Linked DNA regions of Homo sapiens: region 2 is linked to region 1. A link is an interaction called in ENCODE POLR2A ChIA-PET data of the cell type or tissue named here. Cell type or tissue: Panc1. All regions are shown on one strand. Links, peaks and the distances in the headings refer to the core of each region. The heading gives the core; the rest is flanking DNA. Region 1 has its middle 340 kb from the start of MIR4500. Region 2 has its middle 280 kb from the start of SLITRK6.

Evidence for each region. Peaks named below come from ENCODE experiments on the same cell type or tissue, not always from the same donor. Only the 100,000 strongest peaks of a DNase experiment are listed, where the experiment ranks them.
Region 2: POLR2A ChIA-PET joins it to region 1 with 8 read pairs; 1 of 35 experiments calls an interaction of 5 or more read pairs at or near these places.

What each region holds. Positions count from the first base shown.
Region 1 is chr13:87,269,135-87,279,642 of GRCh38, reverse strand. No RefSeq gene overlaps it. Among named protein-coding and RNA genes, the nearest start is that of MIR4500, 340 kb to the left of the region's middle. In Panc1, for the core only: CTCF peaks have their summits at 5,015 and 5,221 (motif pointing right); a DNase peak (open chromatin) is centred at 5,219; H3K27ac peaks cover 1,259 bases.
Region 2 is chr13:86,078,313-86,088,820 of GRCh38, reverse strand. No RefSeq gene overlaps it. Among named protein-coding and RNA genes, the nearest start is that of SLITRK6, 280 kb to the right of the region's middle. In Panc1, for the core only: a CTCF peak has its summit at 2,671; no DNase peak of the experiment used is centred there; H3K27ac peaks cover 2,123 bases.

The DNA of each region.
Region 1 (10,508 bases), core at 1,522-9,521:
TTAACAACTAGCACTAATTGTCCTCCCACTACCGTTTTGAGCCTTTGTTTTCTTACTCAAATGCTTCTTCACTCCTTTAACTGAAGAAGAAACTGAGCAATGTGACCAAGAACACAAAATAACAAGTGCAAAGATGAAGCGAGTGCCACATGTCATGATTGTTGTTTTCATCTCTCAGTGGCCTTTGTTCATAGAATAAGTATTAATGTTCAAATATTTTATATAGGTCTCAAGTGTCTCATTTCTATGCTTCAAATAGTATACTTGGAAAACAGTGACTGCTCCACCAGAATAAAAGGGTTTCTGATTGGTTTAAATAGTACAATTTATGGAAATCCTTTATGAAATTTAAAAATATACATGGAGTCTTTGTAAATCAATATGAAGTTGAGCTTATATAGAAGAAAAACGAAAATAAGTACTTTTATGTTTGGCAATTTACTTCAGGGTTCTTAACAAATCCTTAAATTTCTCATCACTCAAAGGCAGCCAGGTGCAGTGGTTCATGTCTGTAATTCCAGTCACTTGGGAGATGGAGGCAGGAGGGGTTGCTTGAGTACAGGTGCTCCAGGCTGTATTGTGCTATGATTGTGCCTATGAGCAGCCAGTGCTCTCCAGCCTGGGCAACAAGGCAAGACCCCATCTCTTAAAAAAAATGGTTTTTAAAGGCATTATCAAATTGTTGTTGTTGTTTTGGTTTTTTTTTGTGTGTGTGTGTGTGAGTGAGTGTGTGTGTGTATGTGAGATGGAGTTTCCCTCTTGTTGCCCAGGCTGGAGTGCAATGGCGCAATCTCAGCTCACCACAACCTCTGCCTCCTGGGTTCAAGCAATTCTCCTTCCTCAGCCTCCCGAGTAGCTGGGATTACAAGCATGAGACACCACGCCTGGCTAATTTTGTATTTTTAATAGTTACGGGGTTTATCCGTGTTGATTAGGCTGGTCTCGAACTCCCGACCTCAGGTGATCCACCCACCTCGGCCTCCCAAAGTGCTGGGATTACAGGCATGAGCCACCCTCCCAGCCCGAAATTTAACAATGGCATTATTATAAGAATTAAATGAGTCAATAAAGGGCTTAATAGAGAGAAGATAATATTTAATTAGTGGTATTCCTATTTAGAGTAGTGGATAAGGTAGTAGTAATAATGGAAGTATACTAGCGGTAGAAGAGCAGCAGTATAGCATAGTTAGAGAAAAAATTGTTATTACTTTACAATTTTTTTTGAAAAAAAGTCAAATCCACGAACGAATTTATACCCCTATTTTTTGACTTAGTATTTTGTATATTTTCTCTTTTCCTCACACCTGTATGTGCTCAATCATCAATGTGAATTCTTTACATTTTAAAATTTCTGAAACTGAATATGCATCTGAAAGCAACATCTCCCTGATATAGCTAGAATTTGTGTTTGTTTGTTTCTTCTTACAGTATATTGACTTAAAAAGAAAACCTTTAGGTGTTATACGTATCATTTTACTGTCTTGTTTTCAATCTTCTCTTCATTTTTTCATTCCATTTACATTTTCCTAAAATATATATTTAAGAGTAATGTTTTGAAAGGTTTTACCATATATTATTTAAAAATACTTTCTAACATAATCAGGTTATTTTTGGTCTTCACTAATGTGAACATAACCACTTTGTCATTTCACATAAATCTTAGTGAATAGCTCTTCTTTTAATTCATCTTGAGATGATTTTTATTAGTGGAATTTTATTGTCAAATGATATAAATGTCTTTCTTATTGGGAAGAATGATTTTCTTTAGCTTACTTTTAACTTAACTTTGAATTTTAAAAGATATATATAAATATATATAAACTTTTTTTAGAATATAAACAAAATACAGATAAGCAAAAGATGATTATCTTACCAATTATAAGTAGTTAAGAACATCTGCATATTTTTTTCTAACAATAATATTTTCAGTCACATAGAACACAATATTCTTAATTTTTAACTTAATAGTACGTTATAAATGGGAATTGTACCTTTGAAAATACCTACACTGTATTCTTTTGTTGTTGTTTTGAAATTCTTTAATTTTCTTTTTAAACATTTTTTTTTCTATACAAACGTATGGGGTACATGTGAACTTTTGTTCCATGTGTACGATGTGTAGTGATCTAGTCAGGATATTCGGGATTTGTCATCTGAGTATAATACATTTTTGTTAACTGTAGATACTCTAATGTGCTGTGAAACATGTAAGAACTATATTCTACTTGAACCTTAATATATTTAAACTCTAGTTTTCTTATTGGATATTTCAGTGTTTCCAATTTCTCCTTTCTAATAGTCTGTGATATATATAAATTTAGGTAAGTCATATTATAGTAATATCAAAATAAATTTTTCAAAGTAGAATTTCCTGGAAAATGTACATGAATATTGTAAGGCTCTCTCTCTGTATATACACACATATACATACACATGCACACACATGTACATGTACATATGTGCACATGTATATGTGTGTGCGTGTGTGTGTCACAATCTGCAGAAAGATATTGACAATTCTGCTTTAACCAGTATCTTCTAACTTTGAAGATGATTTTGCCCAGATACATTTTTTTCTTTATACATTATCAATTTCCAAAAATAAAATTCTGAGCTGTATGAATCAGAACCAGAAATTGTGGGAAAATGCCTAAACTTTATTTTTTACTGTTTTGTTTTTTTTTGTTTTGTGGTTTTTGTCTCTTTAAACTGATCAGAAAGACTTAAACCTGCTTCTGAGAAAGCAGGATGTGACCAGGAGGTAAGTAATAGTGAATGCGGCAGAAACTGTTCCCCAGTCCCAGCCCAGTACAGTCAGTGGAATTAGAGCGCAAATTCAGGTCCTGAAGGTTGAGCGATGCATAGTGAGAAAAGAAAAGCGTGCATATGAGTTAGAGGATGCGTGACTGTGTTTCTAAAATTGAGCCAGAATATCTTGTAATTATGTCTTTGCAGGAAATAAAGAAATAATCTTTATTTTAAATTATGTCTTAGTAGGCTGTCAGAATTTAGCTTGCTTTTGCATTTGATTTTGGAGTTTCAGCCTTTCCATGTATTTGATTCTTCACAGGAACACCAGCAAAATCCTGCTGTATAGCCAAATACCTCCATTTAATCATTATATCTTCAAAACTGGTTTTACATTAGTGTGAAGAATCTAAAACAAGATTTTATTTTTTATTAGCATGGAGATAATTATGTAAAGCTAATTTCATTCCAGGACAAGAAACAGAATACTATTTCCAGTGCTGGAGGTATTAATAGATGAAGCCATCCGGTATGACTTGTGAAGATGGAGAGGATTGTCATAGAACATTCACCATGTATAATATTATCTCATATCATCTTAGTATTTGCGTTCCCTAAAAATTAATATGTTGAAATACTAACTTCCAGTATGATAATATTCGGAGGTAGGGATTTGGGGAGGTGATTAGGTCATGACAGCAGCGCCCTCATCTATTGGATTAATGTTCTTGTAGAAGAAACCCTAGAGAGACTCTGTCCCTTCCAGCATGTGAGAACACAGCAAGAAGGCATTGTCCATGAGGAAGCGGGCTATCATCAGACAACATATCTGCCAGGGCCTTGATCTTGGACTTCCAGCACCCAAAACTGTGAGAAATAAATTTATGTTGTACATAAGCCACCCAGTTTAAGCTATTTTGTTGTTACAGCAGTCTGAATGAACTAAGACATTATTTCTAATAAAATTTTGTAAAATACTAAAGCAGCCATCCTCAAGTCACTCTTATAATTTTTATGGGTATATGGATGTGTTCTCATAAATTTTAATGCTTAATAGCTTTTTTGGATGATATATGGTTTGTTACCCAAGTTTATAAGAAGATTGCTTGTTATTACTTCCCTGGGATATGGCTCCCCTGAATATCACGCAAGAAAGAGGATCTTATTTTTATTTTTTTTTTGTAACTTGTTTTTTATAATCCAACACAGAATTAAATCAAAATAGTTTCTAAAATAGTAATGTCAAACTCTATAGGTGGAATTGATCCTAATTAAAGTAATTGATTAATATGAATATTTAGTTCATTTATAATATTTCTGAACCTTTCATATGCATTTGATAAGTTCATTTTACTCATAAACAACAAATATTAAAACTTAAAAAAGGTACAGCCATAGTACCACCCACATGGTTTGGATAAAATTTCACTTCAGAAAATAGTGCTTCCATGCATAGCTTTTTCCAACAAAATATTTGTTCTTAAAATATTATGGATAATTCATTGAAATGAGGACATTAATGAATGGCAGATTATATTTTCTTAATATCATCCTTCATATTAATTTTTTTAAAAGATACCAGGAAATACTGGCTGGCTCCAGGACTGAATGAAATTAAATATAATACACAATTAGTATATGTCTTATTCACTCACTCTGTATGTTTCTATTGAATCCCTTCTGTGTATAGATCAATGTGTTGAATGCAAGTGAATAAAACATTCTTCCCATTCTTAAGTATTTTACAGTCCAGCTGGGAAGACACAAATTCAACCCAACAGATAATATAATATATACTTCATGCAGATAGTAAAAGAACAGAAATATTTTTTTAAAATTCCAAGAGTAAATCACTACTTGGAAATTAGAAATGGCATATTAGGGACAGAATTTGATAGTTAGAAAATTGGTGAAGAGATAATACAAGTCCTTTAGGCATGAAATGTAGTTAAGTAGCTCTGACCTATATTTACTCACATGGACTCAGTCACTAAATAATAATTTATTTTATTAATTATTCATATGGGAGACAAATTAATGATCCTCTAGTAACCTCTTGAACCAGGGACACATCCATACATTAGCATATCATATAGAAAGAAACATTAATCTTTATAGCATTGATAATCTCTATAATTCTCTAAGCTTATTTTGAAAACTAATACTGAATATTTATTAGGCAATGTTAACTTTGTAAGCCTCTTGAGGTAGGCAAGGCAATTTTAGATAACCCTGTGGAACAGGTGAGGCAAATTTTAAAGATGTGAAAACTGATGTCATGAGAGGCCTAAATGCAAATAACTCCTAAGCACAGGCTTGGGAATTCAATCCAGGTATTTTGACCCCAGTTTAATTTCTTCTTTTACTATACCACACTGCCTCTTTCAAATAGGCTTAGCATTTGGATACTATGTTCTGTTATTAAAGCAGCTCACCACCCATCTTTTAATATGGGGTAGAAAATAGCTTTAAGCCTCTCCAGGGGGCGCTCTTAACCTGGAAAAGAAGGAAATGCATCACAGGTGAAAGAACAGCAGAACAATGTGACCTGCTGCTAATTTGCAGTGGTATTCATTTGGGTGGGATTTGACATTTCTGGGTAGATGTATATTTGTGATTGATATTTCATTCTTTAAAGCACAGCCTTTAAAACAGCTGTGAAATGCCAAGTTATTAATTTACACATTGCAAAATGTAGTGTTAGGAAACCGATTTACAGCTTTCCAAATTCAACTCCAGGGATACTAGGCTTTTGAAATCAGCACATCATGAAGAAGATTATCCCAATCAGCATAATTCTAAAAATTGCTGCCCAGTGTTCAGCTCTGCATAGAGCTAAAGGAATGAAAAAGGTGGTCAGGTGTAGTCACAGTAGATACAGCCAAAACAGAAAGACATATATACTTTGCAAGGGGCGGGGGGGCAGGAAACATTTTTCTCTTTCATGCACATATTTTTTGTTTTAGACTTAGTTTATTTGGGCGGTGTATGGGACTGACTATTTAATGTATTCTTTCTTGAAATGGTAAAACAATCTCTTGAGAAGAGGGCTTCATTTTAAATAACATGTAAAGCCTGTTTTACAGATCTTCTCCCTGAAATGTATTCATTATTCTTTTTCTGTTCTTCACAGAGTAGATGCGAATATATAACCATGAAAATAAGTAGTACTAACAAATCATGCCTTAGGCATTCCTAAAATGAAAGACTACATGAAATACTTTCATAATGAAGCTTTTGAAAACCAATCCATGAATTGATGTCTAAATTGTATTGGAAACAATACATACTTGAAAATTGCACTGGAGTTTAAACAAATTTTAACTAACTCCCTACATTTTTTTTTCATTTTTAGAGGTTTATATGAACTGGGACATTGATTTTATGGTAAACAAAATATTTACATGGACTTTTTAATTCATTTATCAGTATAGAAAAAGAATAAGAATACCAAAGCAAATAAAGGTACATCTCTTTACCATAACGATATCACTTACTATGTTCCTGACTTGCTGACATTTTAAAGGATGAAGAAACAAAATATTTGTTTAGAAATATGTTACAAAACCCAAATATACTAGCTGCTTACTGAGCAATTTGAATCTTCATAGTAAAACAAAATGTTTTAGCACAGATAAAAATATAGAAAAAATAAAATTTTAATTTGTGTTATTTGAAAATCTTAAATATCATAAAAATATATGTATTGCAAATGACGACATGCTATCAGTTGGATGAGTAAAGTAATGATTAGTGAGTATATCACAAGGAAAATATTGATACCTATTTCTCCGGATGCCTTAATCGTGGTGGCATAAGCCAGCCCACTAAAGGACATGTGTATGCCATAGCAACTCGGATTATTCCCACATTTGCTTTTTCAAAAATACATTGTGTTTTCACATTTTATTGAAATGCACATTAACATATTCGTAATACAATTATGGTTAAGCACATGACAACTGTTTGAAAACAATTAAGTAGAAATTTTAAATTGTCAAGTGAAAATATTCTTCAAAATTAAAACTCGACATTTTCTTACCACCCCTAGACATGTCCCCACTATCAAATCCAAGAAGAAGAAAATCAAATGTATTCCTTGTCATGGCTTTGCTTTTGGTGTTCTAAAGACAATATAGAAAATCACTATCTGATATTTAAAGATTATTAAAATATCTTTCCAAAAATAGTAAAGAACTGTCAAATAGCTAAATAATAAGTTTTTATATTTTAGGATACTCATCCATTGGTGAAGTCCTATAAACATTAGGTAAAACCTTCATCCAATGCTAGATTAAAAAAATGAAAACTATTTCTCTTATTATCTGTACCACAATAATATTGGTTGAAGTTACATTTACTGAATATTTACCAAGTACCATTCCCAAGTACCACATTCTTTGCTTGTCTGCAAACTTTTAAGTCATTCTATGTGGTAATTGCTATTTTATTTATATTGCAAAACTGAAAAATGCTTATGCAGGCACAGTAGCTGTATTAACATTGCAGAGATAGAAAGCATAAGGCCAGCACGGAATCCAATCTGATTATACTTGAAAGGGGAAGCTCAGGAACACCATGCTCCATCTTCCTCATCTTTGTAAGAGGATTTGCTTCATTATCGAGGGGTAAAATGTTCATGTTTGCATCACTTACAGATATGACTGTTAGTTTAGTTGTAATTAATTTCCCTCACTTTTACGTTAAAAAAAGAAGCACTAAAATAATGCAATTTAGTTTGCTCTCTCTTGTTTTACTTGTCTATCTAGGTTGAATCCAATAAATCACCAATTACAAAACACTGAAGTTGGCTGGCATTAAGTAGCTTATGGAACAACAGAGCTAACAGGTGGATACATCACACACTTTACATGTTTTTGCCCTACGGATATATAGATAGGAGAAAAATATGTCAAAAGAGACTCGAAAATGGCTAGTTCCCAAGTGGGTGGTCCTAGCTTACATCAATTAAAATAATACAGTTATTCTAATATTTCCCATTTTATCATAAAATTTTTCAGAAAGTTATCTTTGTCAGAAATTATGTGATACAGAAGTTTCTAGAAAAAATAAATTGATAGGAAAAAGTAGTATGGAGACAAGTATAGAAACAAAATAAAGCAGCCATATTATCAGTGATGACTATTTAATTTTTTTTAGTTTTCTCTAATCTTATTTTCCATAAATATTACTCACTTCATAATCTTGCATGCATAAGCAAATATCACATACAATACATTAACAAAAATTACCATCCTTGGAATGTTCTAAGAGCTTTACATATCTTAACAAATTTAATACTCAGAACAATCTAATTCGTTAGATATAATTAATTTCCTCATTTTTTATTATACTTTAAGTTCTAGGGTACATGTGCACAACATGCAGGTTTGTTACATATGTATACATGTGTCATGTTGGTGTGCTGCACCCATTAACTCATCATTTACATTAGGTATATCTCCTAAAGCTATCCCTCCCCCCTCCCCCAACCCCAGGACAGGCCCCGGTGTGTGATGTTCCCCTTCCTGTGTCCAGCTGTTCTCATTGTTCAATTCCCACCTATGAGTGAGAACATGCGGTGTTTGGTTTTTTGTCCTTGCGATAGTTTGCTGAGAATGATGGTTTCCAGCTTCATCCATGCCCCTGCAAAGGACATGAACTCATCATTTTTTATGGCTGCATGGTATTCCATGGTGTATATGTGCCACATTTTCTTAATCCAGTCTATCATTGATGGACATTTGGGTTGGTTCCTATGTGCCACATTTTCTTAATCCAGTCTATCATTGATGGACATTTGGGTTGGTTCCAAGTCTTTGCTATTGTGAATAGTGCCACAATAAACACACGTGTTCATGTATCAACACAGGAAATAAAGAACACACATTCTTTTTCCACACAAATTTTATTTTTTTTATTTTTTACTTAAATAAATCTTATTTTAGCATTAACTTCTTGCCAAGAAAGGTAACTCTATAACAAGTATTTGATTCCACCTCCAACCTCTCAAAAATCAACACAAACAATCCATATGATATAAAACAAGAAATTTCTGACAATTTGTACTGTACACATTCAAGTAATAGCAGTTTAAATTGAATTGTTAAGTGAATTTAGAAAACCTGCAGGGTTCAAGATCAATATAGCACTAACAAAAGACTCTATTTTTCTATATGCAACCCCCCAAAAAGCACAAAATAAAATAAACACAAAACAAATAACACACAAATAATTGAATTGTCAAATCAAACTCACACAAATCTAAGATCTTAACAAGAAAACTAGGCTTCACTAGTAATGACAAAGATACAGGCAATCATTTCTGAAAAAAGCCTGATAAGTCTCACATACAGCGGGCTCTCCCTGTTCTTCCACAGCAAACCTGTATTACCGGGCTTCCTATAACTGCTAAATCCCTAGGTTTTGTGATTTTACATCCACAACAGAAGAACAATTAGTCTGAGAGATCTCCATTGTCATCAATGTTTCTGTGAAGTTTTCTTTAACTCATAAATTCTGTACTTATTATCTATAAGCAATGCTTAGGGTCAGCCTTTCTCAGGCATTCCGTAGATAAGTTTCATTGTCCTAAGAAATAGTGTTAGCTAATTTACCCATAAGTTTAGTTACGTAAAATAAAGGAGTTTATGCCAAATTGATTCCCTTCTTTTCTTTCTGTTAGGAGTTGCTTAATGGTATTCGGGAGATAAATCAATTGCAGGTCAGTAGTTCTAACTTCTCCCTTTCTAGTTGTGCCAGATGAAAGAATATCAATAAAGCTTTCAGAGGGTGAGGGTGCAGGCAGTGGTACAAGGAAGTGACACTTAAGCTCTTAAGGTTCTGACGATATATGCACACATACATGTGTTTATATGTATACGTATATGTATATGTATTTTTATTTATTTATTTTTGAGACAGAGTGTCACTCTGTTGCCCAGCCTGGAGGCTGGAATGCAGTGGCATGATCGCGATCTCGCCTCACTGAAGCCTCCGCCTTGCGTGGTCAAGTGATTGATTCCCCCGTTTCAGCCTCCTGAGTAGCTGGGACTACAGGAACTGGCGCCACCATGCCCAGCTAATTTGTGTATTTTTTATAGAGATGGGGTTTCGCCACGTTGGCCAAGCTGGTCTCGAACTCCTGACCTCACTTGATTCACCCGCCTCGACCTCCCAAAGTGCTGGATTAAAGGCCTGAGCCACCGCGCCCCGCCAATATTCTTGATCTGAGTGAAGCTCACATTGGTGTGTTCACCAAGTAAAAGTTCATAGGACAGTGCGTAAGATTTGTGCACTTTTCACTCTATATGTTATCCTTTAATGAAAGTATTTCCTTCAAAAGTTACTAGAAGGTTACTTGAAAATGACTGAAAAAATGAGAAAGCTAAATGAGCACTGCTAAGAGTGATAATATATATGTATAAGAAATATTTGCCAAACGTTAATGTGAAAAACGTTATGGAAAAGTTTTCAAAAGAAAAGAGTTATATTTTCATTTGTGATTTCGCTTTTTGTGTTTGTGATTCCTTATGATTTTCATTGCAGCATTAACTTGATACTCTATTTTTCACAGGTAATAATTTGGTCAACTAATTGTATTCTGACTGTTTCTTGTAAGTCTTAAAAAGATTAGATTAGATCACTTTTCGTATTATTTGGGAAGGAAGTAAAAGTGAATGTGAAGTAATTTTGAGGTTTAAATTGATACCTAGGAAGGAGGATTGACCTAGTTTGTGCTGAAATTATAACCCCACCGA
Region 2 (10,508 bases), core at 894-8,893, 1.2 Mb after region 1:
CCTCTTTCCTTTATAAATTACCCAGTCTTGGGTATGTCTTTATTAGCAGTGTGAGAATGGACTAATGCTGTGCACATCTTTGTAACTGTTTCCTGAAAAGGGCTGGAATATTAGCAATAGAAGATGGGATGAGGATAGCTTGATGCTGACCAATCTGGAAGTCAGCATCAAGCTATCCTCATCCCATCTTCTATTTTTCTTAAATTCTGCTAATCCCCACCTCTCAAAGAATAGAAAGTAACAAACAGGGTACTTTTCAGGCCTCTGTCGTTGTCTGTTGTTTCTAACAATTGGCTTGGAACCACTTCTCAATTTATTCTCATTAACAGCATAAAATAGGAAGCATCATTTACTGCCCTGTGTACCATATGATTTGTTAACATCTCAACTATCTATTCCCATGGACTTCTCTGGGTTCCTATTAATTGCCTCAAAAGGCCCCCATCCTTCATCTTCCAGAAAGTCATGTCCTTTAATTATAGAATCATGTATCAAAACTATCAAGAAATATAAAAGATCTGAGATTTTTATCCTGTGTACAACATAACAAGTTATCCTAGCACAGTTTAATAAATGCTGGCAGAAGTCCCACAACTCCTGGGTCAGAGACAGAGGACTTTATCACACATAAGTATCAATATATTTGTTTGTTTTTGGAAAAACAATATAATGTATTGATTTTTCTTGCACCCCATAGTCCCATAAGACTGCTGCATATGGGCCTGAAAGCATGCTTGCATATGGAGTAGATTGCTTTACAGGACAGGGGCTCTGAGCTTAGAAAACCTGAAAATTTTATAATGGCAGTGAACATGCCAAACCTTAGTTCAGGAGGGAGACATTTTTCTTTTACTGGACAGTAAGCATGCCTGCCTGCCCTTTGCACCACAAAGGGACACTATATCAGTTTTCCGAGGTACACTGCTATGAAACTGTTCTTGAAAAGAGAGTTTGGAACCAAGACTTGCATGTCATGCAGTAACAAAGGCTCAAATGAGATGCAGAAACATGAGAGACTTAGAGAGAATTAGCTCTCAACTTATTATTCCAATGTTAATATACATGTTATAGAGCACTATTAAATGACTTGTCAAAAATGTATTGAGGTATAAATATGTATATGTTAGCATGAAATTATCCTGTACATATTCATTTTAAAATGTGTTTTCATACACACATTTCATATACACCCTTAGCCTGGGTGTCTTGTTGTAAGGATGAAAATGTAAGCTAGTTATATTAGGTTCTTACTATAAGCCTAGCTAGTGATGGTGAGAAAATAGAAAAGTGAGCAAAACATATATATATATGTCAGTTTGGCACAAGATATTACCATGATGACTATTACTTCAGAATGAATCATATCACTCTCTTTCTTTCTCTCTCTCTCTCTCTGTGTCACAGATACACACACACAGCAGATTACTCACTGAGCAGATGTGATCTATCAGTATTTCTTTGTATCTTTTATTATTGCTTACTAGAGTGTTTGCCTGCTATTATTTTATAGTTTTAACATTTTCCAGTTGTCAGATATCTGAATTTTAAGGATGTGAGATTTCACACTAAGCTTGCATTTTTATTTTGCCTTAGATTTCAAAATAAAGTGGCTTCTTACTTCAAGCAAATATAAAAGTTTGAAATATAGCTCTGATAATTGTTTAGAAATGAAAAGCTAAACTATGCTGTTAAAATAATTTATTATTGCTTTCATAAGTAAGAATGTAGGATAAGTAATGATAAATTCCTTGTAAAAATGGAAAACATGTTGAAAATACTAATAACAACTAAATTTATTGATAACTTTTAATGTTCCATATACTAAAGTATGTAATTTCCATATTTTGATTCTTTACTAAAATGCCATAATAAGCTTTTACTACCTTACTTTAAAAATTAGTACACTAACACACATATTTCATGATTTATCAAGTACAATTTTGTCTGACTTTAAAATGTATGCTGAAATGCTCTTTTATAGATATCAATTTTATTTAAAAAATTCATATTTTTCAGTACATGTGAAATATTCTTTATCAATAAAGTAATTGCTTCAATATGTTCTATTTTATTTGATAATGAGTATCAATTACTTTTTAAACATCAGTTTCATTCCATTAAGTCAATTTTTATTTTCACTTTAATAAAAACATGTTATACAACCAAAGTTTAAAAAATAAAAAGTAATATGTTGGACGTTTTCTAGGGTATTAAATAGATTACAGGAACTATTTCTATTTCAGTAATGCAGAACTCAGGAGATTTTAATGCACCTATGTCTGCAGGTTCCAGTCTCTATACCTTCTGGATTAAGTTATCAATGCAGAGATTCTGACTCCCAAGTATAGATAAAGTGTTGCTCTACTTTTATCAGCTGGGAAAATAGGGGATGGAGAGGAAGCATAGGTGCCAGGCAAGTATCACTTTACTTTGATCAGGAATTCTCACAAAAGGACGGAACAAATGTTCCAATAGCATCTATGATATTAATGTTAATGTAATATAAGGAAAAGTATGAAAATAAATAAAAGTCAAAAATGTTATGATAAGGTATTCCATGAAATTTAACAAATATATATTTTGTTGTAAAGGTTTCAATTTTCATCTGTCAGATATTGCAGGATGACAGACTGTTTTAAAAGTGATTTTGTATTAATAAAAGAAATATGCCTGCATGATACATTTGAAGCCCAGTATACATGATTAAATGACTATATCCATGATCTTAGGATGCCCTCATGCTGTCACTGAATCAATTGCAATGTCTACAATTTATTTCAGAAAAGAATATTCCAAAATTATTTTTTATGTCACTTCAATGGAATTGCTTTGAGTCTTGCATGGTGAATTGTATCAGAATATTTCAAATATATATATACATGTAAAACCATCTATATCTACATAGATCTGTAATAAGCTTTGTTTTCTTAAATTTGGGCAAAATATAAGATTTACCACATACATATACTGTTATAATACTCGTAAAAGGCAACTAGATTCACTATTTATTCTGGAACTATATTACATGGATTCAAATTAATTTCTTTATTTTGCTAATATGTTTTTGAAAAATATCGTATCTTTTGTACCTGAGTTTCTTTATTTTATCAGCTAGGATGATAATGGTACCTACCTTAAAGGTGAATGTTAAGCATTTATATTTTTTAATTAAATATTTTATGGTATACTAATAATTTTATTTTCTGAAAATTTTATCTGTTCTTTATCTTTAAAAAATTGATTCAATATTCTCCAATTTGGTACATACTAGTATCTTTTTTCTTTTTATTTAATCATTAAGATTAAGAATTATAATGCACATGAATTCTTTAGGTTTTGTAAGAAGAGATGTAGTTGCTTAGATTTTTGTTTTTTCTTTTTAAAAAAATCTTCTAGAGAATACAGCACATCACAGCACTGAATTCACTTGTGGGACTTTAAGACATACTTGAAAATTGATGCTAGCTGGGAACTTAAGGAATAAACAGGTGACTTGAAAGAATTAAAGCAACATAAAGACTTATTCAAAATAATAAAAGTTTTTCCCAAAAAAATTCTTAGTGGGTGCAGTGGTTCACACCTGTAACCCCAGCACTATTTAGTCAATTGAAACACATTTGTGGTCGGGCATGGTGGCTCATGCCTGTAATCCCAGCACTTTGGGAGTCTGCAGCAGGAAAATTGCTTGAGGCCAGGAGTTCAAGACTAGCCAGGTCAAGATGGCTAGACTCCATGTCTACACAAAATTTAAAAATTAGTAGCCAGCTTCAGGCTGGGTGACAAAGTGATACCCTGTCTCAAACAGCAACCACCACCACAACAAAACTCTTTATCACCAAAAATAACATGACTCAGATGGGAAGGACTAGAATTAGTGGGTTGGTGGGCTGTTAGGAAACAGTCCACACAGCTGGACGTGTGCAGCAGGCCAGCGAGCATTACTGCCTGAGCTCCACCTCCTGTCAGATCTGCAGGCATTAGACTCTCATAGGAATGTGACCCCTACTGTGAACTGCGAACTCCAGGGATCTAGTTTGTGAGGTCTTTACGAGAATATGATGCCTGATGATCTGAGGTAGAACAGTTTCATCCTGAAACCATTTTCTCCACCAAACTGGGGAAAAATTGTCTTCCACGAAACCAGTCCCTGGTGCCAAAAAGGATGGGGATTGTTCGTTTAATACACACAGGCATCTTCATTATTATCTTTTATTTTTAAATGATTGTAGTACTTTCTGTTGCTACATTTCATCCAGAGATTTTATTCACACAAACACAATTCTGTGATCAAAATGGCTTCAGTCTGCCATTTCAGTATTGATTTATATCACATCTTATTATTTTTATCATGTCTCAGCACATTGTAGTGTTTTGAGTCCCATTAAAATGTTTACGGTTTCTTTACTAGAAGTGAAGTTATGAGCCATTCATACACTCTCTAATTACGACACTTTAGTGCCTAAGAAATGACATTTCATTTTTATGCCAAATGTTTATGTATTTATTTTCTTTCTCTGTCATTTTTTCTTATTTATTGACAAAATTTTATATATTTTATATTTTCTTTGGTTTTGAGATGAAAGTCATGTAACATAAAATTGATGATTTCAAAGCGTATAATTCATTGCCATTTAGTACATTTACAATACTGTGCGAACATTATCTCTATGAGGTTCTAAACATTTCCATTACCCTAGAAGAAAACCCCGTATCATTCAACAATCATTCTCTACACCCTCCTTCCTCCAGCACTGACAACCACCCATCTGTTTTCCATCTCTATGGACTTGCCAATTCTAAATATTTCATATAAAGGAAATAACACAATATAAGATCATTTGTTTCTGTCTTCTTTTGCTTAGCATGTTTTCAAGTTTCACCTACTTTTAGCACAGAATAGTAGTTTTGATGTAGTACTTTTTATGGTTGGCTAATGTTCCATTGTACATATGTACATTGTACATTGTACACTGTGTATGGTTGACTAATGTTCCATTGTACATATAGACCACACTTTGCTTCCTCATTCATCAGTTGATGGATGTTTAAGTTTTTTGACTTTTGGCTCTTATGAATAGTGCTGGCATGAAGTATTCATATGAATATGAATAAATATTTGAATATTCAATATGAATAAATATTGAGTACCTGTTTTTCAAGTCTTTTTGGTATATAACTGGAAGTGAAATTTCTGGGCCATATGGCAATTCTATGTTTAATTTTTTGAGGACCTACCAAACTCCTTCCTGTAACAGCTATATCATTTTACGTTACCACCAGAAATGTAGGAGGGTCCTACATTCTCCACACTCTCACCAACACTTATTATTTACCATCATTTTGATGGTAGCCCTTCCAGTGGGTGTTAGGTGGTATCTCATTGTGGTTTTAACCCAATATTTATTTTTCAACAACAGAGTCCTCTGAAAAATAGTGATGGTCCTGCAGTAAAAACTACCCTGCTTAATGAATATTCAGAGTAAAAACGATCCCAAAGTGGGAAATAAACAAACATGCTTCCAAAGATGAATCATCAGAAAATGAGAGAAAGTAACTTTATCTTATGTTGACTAACTTTATTACTTATTACTAAATGTAATTTTTCATATATGTACAATTTGTTTGCTCCAAAAATTGGTTTTATATACTAATTATTTCACGATAGCAGTAAAAATTTTAGCCATTTCAACTTACAGTTTTTTAAAGGTGAATGTGTGTCTGTGTTGGAGAGTGATACTGTTGTACTCAAAAGGAAATGCACATGAAGTCCTGCATGTCTCAATTCCCTTTAAAGCCAGCGTGCTCTCATAGTCAAATGTTTAGCATGCTTATCTTTAGCATTAACTAACCAGCTGCAGAAAATGTGGCTGCCCCCTTATACTACCTGTAACTACAAATGATGTACTTAGATCATTTGTTACATCTTTTATAGTTACAAGTAGTATAATGTGCTTGTAACTTTATCATCATTCTAATCATTTCCCCAAACCTTTTTAAAAATCTAGTTTAAACACGTTTTGTGAACATTATTTTAAATGTAACAAAATAGTCTAATGTTTAAATTTTCACTGAAGACAGAAATGTCTATATTTGATTCTTTTGCATCTATATTTATAAATTATACTGTAAGTAAAAACTTTCATTTAACAATTCCCAAGACATATGACTTTTATAATAAAATATTTTCTAATTTTAACTGGCTAATAATAGAGGTAAAATCAGTATTGAAATGAGCTAATATATTTACAATCTTAAATATATTCTTAGAGTGATTTTTAAATGTGATTATAGATTTTAACACTACCTACTTTTTTAACTGCAAGAGTTTTTCTATGCAACATCAACAAAAATTCCAGGCCAGAGTGAAGACAATCTGGATTCAAATGCTCATTGCTTCCAGATGTATGACCTGGGCAATTTAGCTAACCTTTCTGGAGTTCAATTACTTCTGTAATATGATTATCTACTTCATAAAACTGGAAGGTTTAAATGCATTGACTCATGTAAAATCTTGGAACTGTGCCTAGCATATAATAAGCTCTCAGTATTATTGATAAACAGTTTTAAAACATGAAGAATTTGAGGAGCAGGACTGTATTTTATTGAGATTTTGGAGAACCAATGCAGGAATTTCTGAAAGAATGCTGATGCAGCCATCACCTCTTACCTGAACTCTTGCAATAGCCTTTTACTGGCATCTCTGTGTACATTATTGCCGTGCAGTTCCAGTGTGTTCCCTACATCATTGCCAGAGTTATCTTTATAAGGGCATTAATTATAATTTCCCTCTTATAAAAGCCTCTGATAGCTTCCTATAAACCTAGAATTGAATTGAACACCTTAATTATATGTCTCAGAATCTCAGAATGGTAAATGATCTGGCACCTCCCTCTTTTTTTTTTTTTTTTCTTTGAGATGGAGTCTTGCTCTGTCACCCAGTCTGGAGTGCAGTGGCGCAATCTCGGCTCACTGCAAGCTCTGCCTCCTGGGTTCATGCCATTCTCCTGCCTCAGCCTCCCAAGTAGCTGGGACTATAGGCGCCTGCCACCATGCCTGGCTAATTTTTTGTATTTTTAGTAGAGATGGGGTTTCACCATGTTAGCCAGGATGGTCTCGATCTCCTGACCTCGTGATCCACCCGCCTCGGCCTCCCAAAGTGCTGGGATTACAGGCGTGAGCCACCGCGCCCGGCCAACTCCCTCCTTTTTTATTTGATCCATGCCACTCTAATGCATGTGACATTTAAAGCCAATGGGACATCTTTGTGTGCACCAAACTGGCCAGTTCCTTACGGATTTCAGGTCTTCACATTTGCTGTATCTTTCTGCTTTTCTTTAAGAACATCAAATAGCTCTCTCTCTCTTTTTTGTCTGAATCCCAAAGTCACTTCCTCAAAGAGATCGTCAGTGAAAGCTCTTTATTAAACACTATCCCATCCCCAACAATCTCTGCTTTTAATAAACTAGTAGTTAACAATATTTGAAATTTTTCTGTTTGATCACTTCTTTTTCTGTTTGATCACTTCTTTACTTATTGATTGCCTGTTTCTTTCACCAAACCATGGCTCATTCCATGGCTCATGAGAGCAAGAACTATATCTATCTTGCTTATCACATTGTTACTAGTACCTAGACGAGTGACTTGCACATGGAAGATCAATGATACTAGGTTGGTGCAAAAGTAATTGTGGTTTTTGCCATTTTTTTAATCACTTTGGCACCAACCTAATAATTGTTTTCAGAATAAGTTAAAACCACTCTTTTGAACTCTGACAATTTCTACATGTAGAAACCTTTTTTAACCAACCATCTTTTATCATAAAAAATAATGCCCTTAGAAGGTAACATTTTATTACTAACAACAAAAAATTGAAGTTTCTAAACAGTTCAAAAAATGGATCTAAACAAAATAATATGCCTTCTCTTACTTATAATAAACGAATAAAAATTAAAACTATATGAGATACTGTTCCTTGCCTATTTGCATGGCAAAAATCCAAGTTCAACAACATACTTTCTTGGTGAACTGTAAAAAAGTAAATATACATCATTTCTGGGATGGCTAAATGGTTCCATCGTCCTGAAATAAAATCTGCCAACATCTAGAAATACTACTTATTCTTAAACACTTTTACTCAGCAAGCTCTAAAAAATATATCCCAAAGATACAGTGACAAAATTGTAAAATGCATTAACATTTTAATTTTATTGACATTAATTTTGACATTAACTGTATTTGTAAAGACTGCAGAGTGGCAATAATCCAAATGCACACCACTAGAAGATGAGTCAAACAGCCTTTGATGCTTCCCTCACAACAGAGTACAGCCACAAAAACAAGGAGGAGTATTTATATATACTATTATGAAATATCATTAGGATATTTCATTAAGTGAAATAAATAAAAGTGTAAATAAAGAATATTTTATTATTCACTAACATTAATTTACAAAAGGAAGGCTAGAAATAGAAATTCAATTATGTACAAGAATATAGCAAGATGAATCATGAAATAAAATGGGAGAAGGTAAGGTAGAGGGTACTATAATAGATACTAGACTTCTTTAATTATAGCTTTTTAAAAAAATTGACTTTGGGTCCACATTAAAATTTTATACAAGTATAAAACTTAATTAAATTTAAAATAAAATAACTAAATTTGAATGCAAAATAAGTTACCCTACCTTTATATCTAATTGGTTATATAACAGACAGAGGAACTATTTCAAGTTACTCTAAAACATTGTAATTTGATCTTATATACCTAATTAAATAAGTCTTGTGGAAAAAATAAACAGTAAAAATAATATTAAACTAAAGTAAATATATTTTTGTTGCTACAATTGTTGTTAATATTCAGATAATGAAAATACATGTATGGCTGAGAAAACAAATAAGTAATTATGTCATAATTAAGAATGGAGACTGTTGGCTGGGCATGGTGTCTCATTCCTGTAATCCCAACACTTTGGGAGGCTGAGGCAGGCAGATCACGAGGTCAGGAGTTCAAGACCAGCCTGACCAACATGGTGAAACCCCGTGTCTACTAAAAATACAAAAATTAGCCAGATGTGGTGATGCACACTTGTAATTAAGGCTACTCAGGAGGCTGAGGCAGGAGAATTGCTTGAACTGGGGAGGCAGAGGTTGCAGTGAGCTGAGATTGTGCCACTGCACTCCAGTCTGGGTGACAGAGTGAGATTCCGTCTAAAAATAATAAAAATAAAAATAAAAGAATGGAGACGGTTGACATGAAAGTAGATACACATGTAATATATAAATTAATGTTTTTAAAGGTATAATTTACAAAAAACAAAGTATAGCACAAATGTTAAATGTGCACACAAAGATTTCAAACCGACTTTATTAACTATCCAGTTTCAAAAATTAAACCCACTTAACACAGCATTTATTGGAAAAAATTACGCAAAAACTACGCATTTTGTTATATTTTATGATTTTTGAAATTTTTATTATAAGTATATTTGTATTTAATAGGAATTATTTCCTAAAAAATTGTTTTGACAAAATGAAGAATTTACAAGTTCCTAGCAACTTGCAATTGTAACTATGAATACTTATAAAAAATTTATATGACTACTGACCAATTTTAATTTGTTTAATCATAAAGTACATTCCTACATTTACATTGCCATACTTATTGGGCATATTATTCAATTTGAAATTCTAAATAAATCTCTATTGTCATGAATTTTTTATTCAGCTTCTACCTTCAAACAAAATATGTTTATTGTTGTAGTTTATACAATGTTACTTACATATTTGCCCATCAATAGTCAAGTACATGCAATCTTCACTTTGAATATAATTTCAATTCATACCTCAAACATTGTTACTTTAGTTCATCTAATTTGAAATTCAGTTTAAGAACTATTAACAAACTGAACTGCAGTGTTTTTGTCAAGTATCATTCTGATTTACGGTTATTTTTTCATGTCATAAACAAAGCAAAGCTTCCAGATTTTGTTTATTTTTTCCCTTCTGGTTTATCTATAATATCATCTGTCTCATAACTTCTTTTTTTTCAGATTTTATTTTTTTAAAGCTTCCCTGTAAAATCACTATGGCCTTTGTAGCAGCTACTGTGTTACAAGCAGAAGACTATGACATTCTATGTATGAAGGGAAATAAATAACTAATGTAGTAAGAAAATGATATATATTTTTTAAATATTTTCAAAGTAATAAAACCTGATTCAATTTTGCATCATGAAACACAAATAGCTAATGTGACAAAACAGGAAATGTTGGCTTTACACATTAGCTCAGCACATTAAATAACAAGAGAAGAAAATCTCATGCTATTATATGTCATCTCCTTTATTAACATTCAAAGAAACAAGAAAATGTAACTCTATATTATTTAATGCATGTAATTAAATTCTTATCATGTTAGAGTTTTTTTAATATACGGAATAGAATTAGATTCATAGACAATTATTGGTCGTTTCATTGGTTTATAAAATCATCTATTTATTTCTCGCTACCC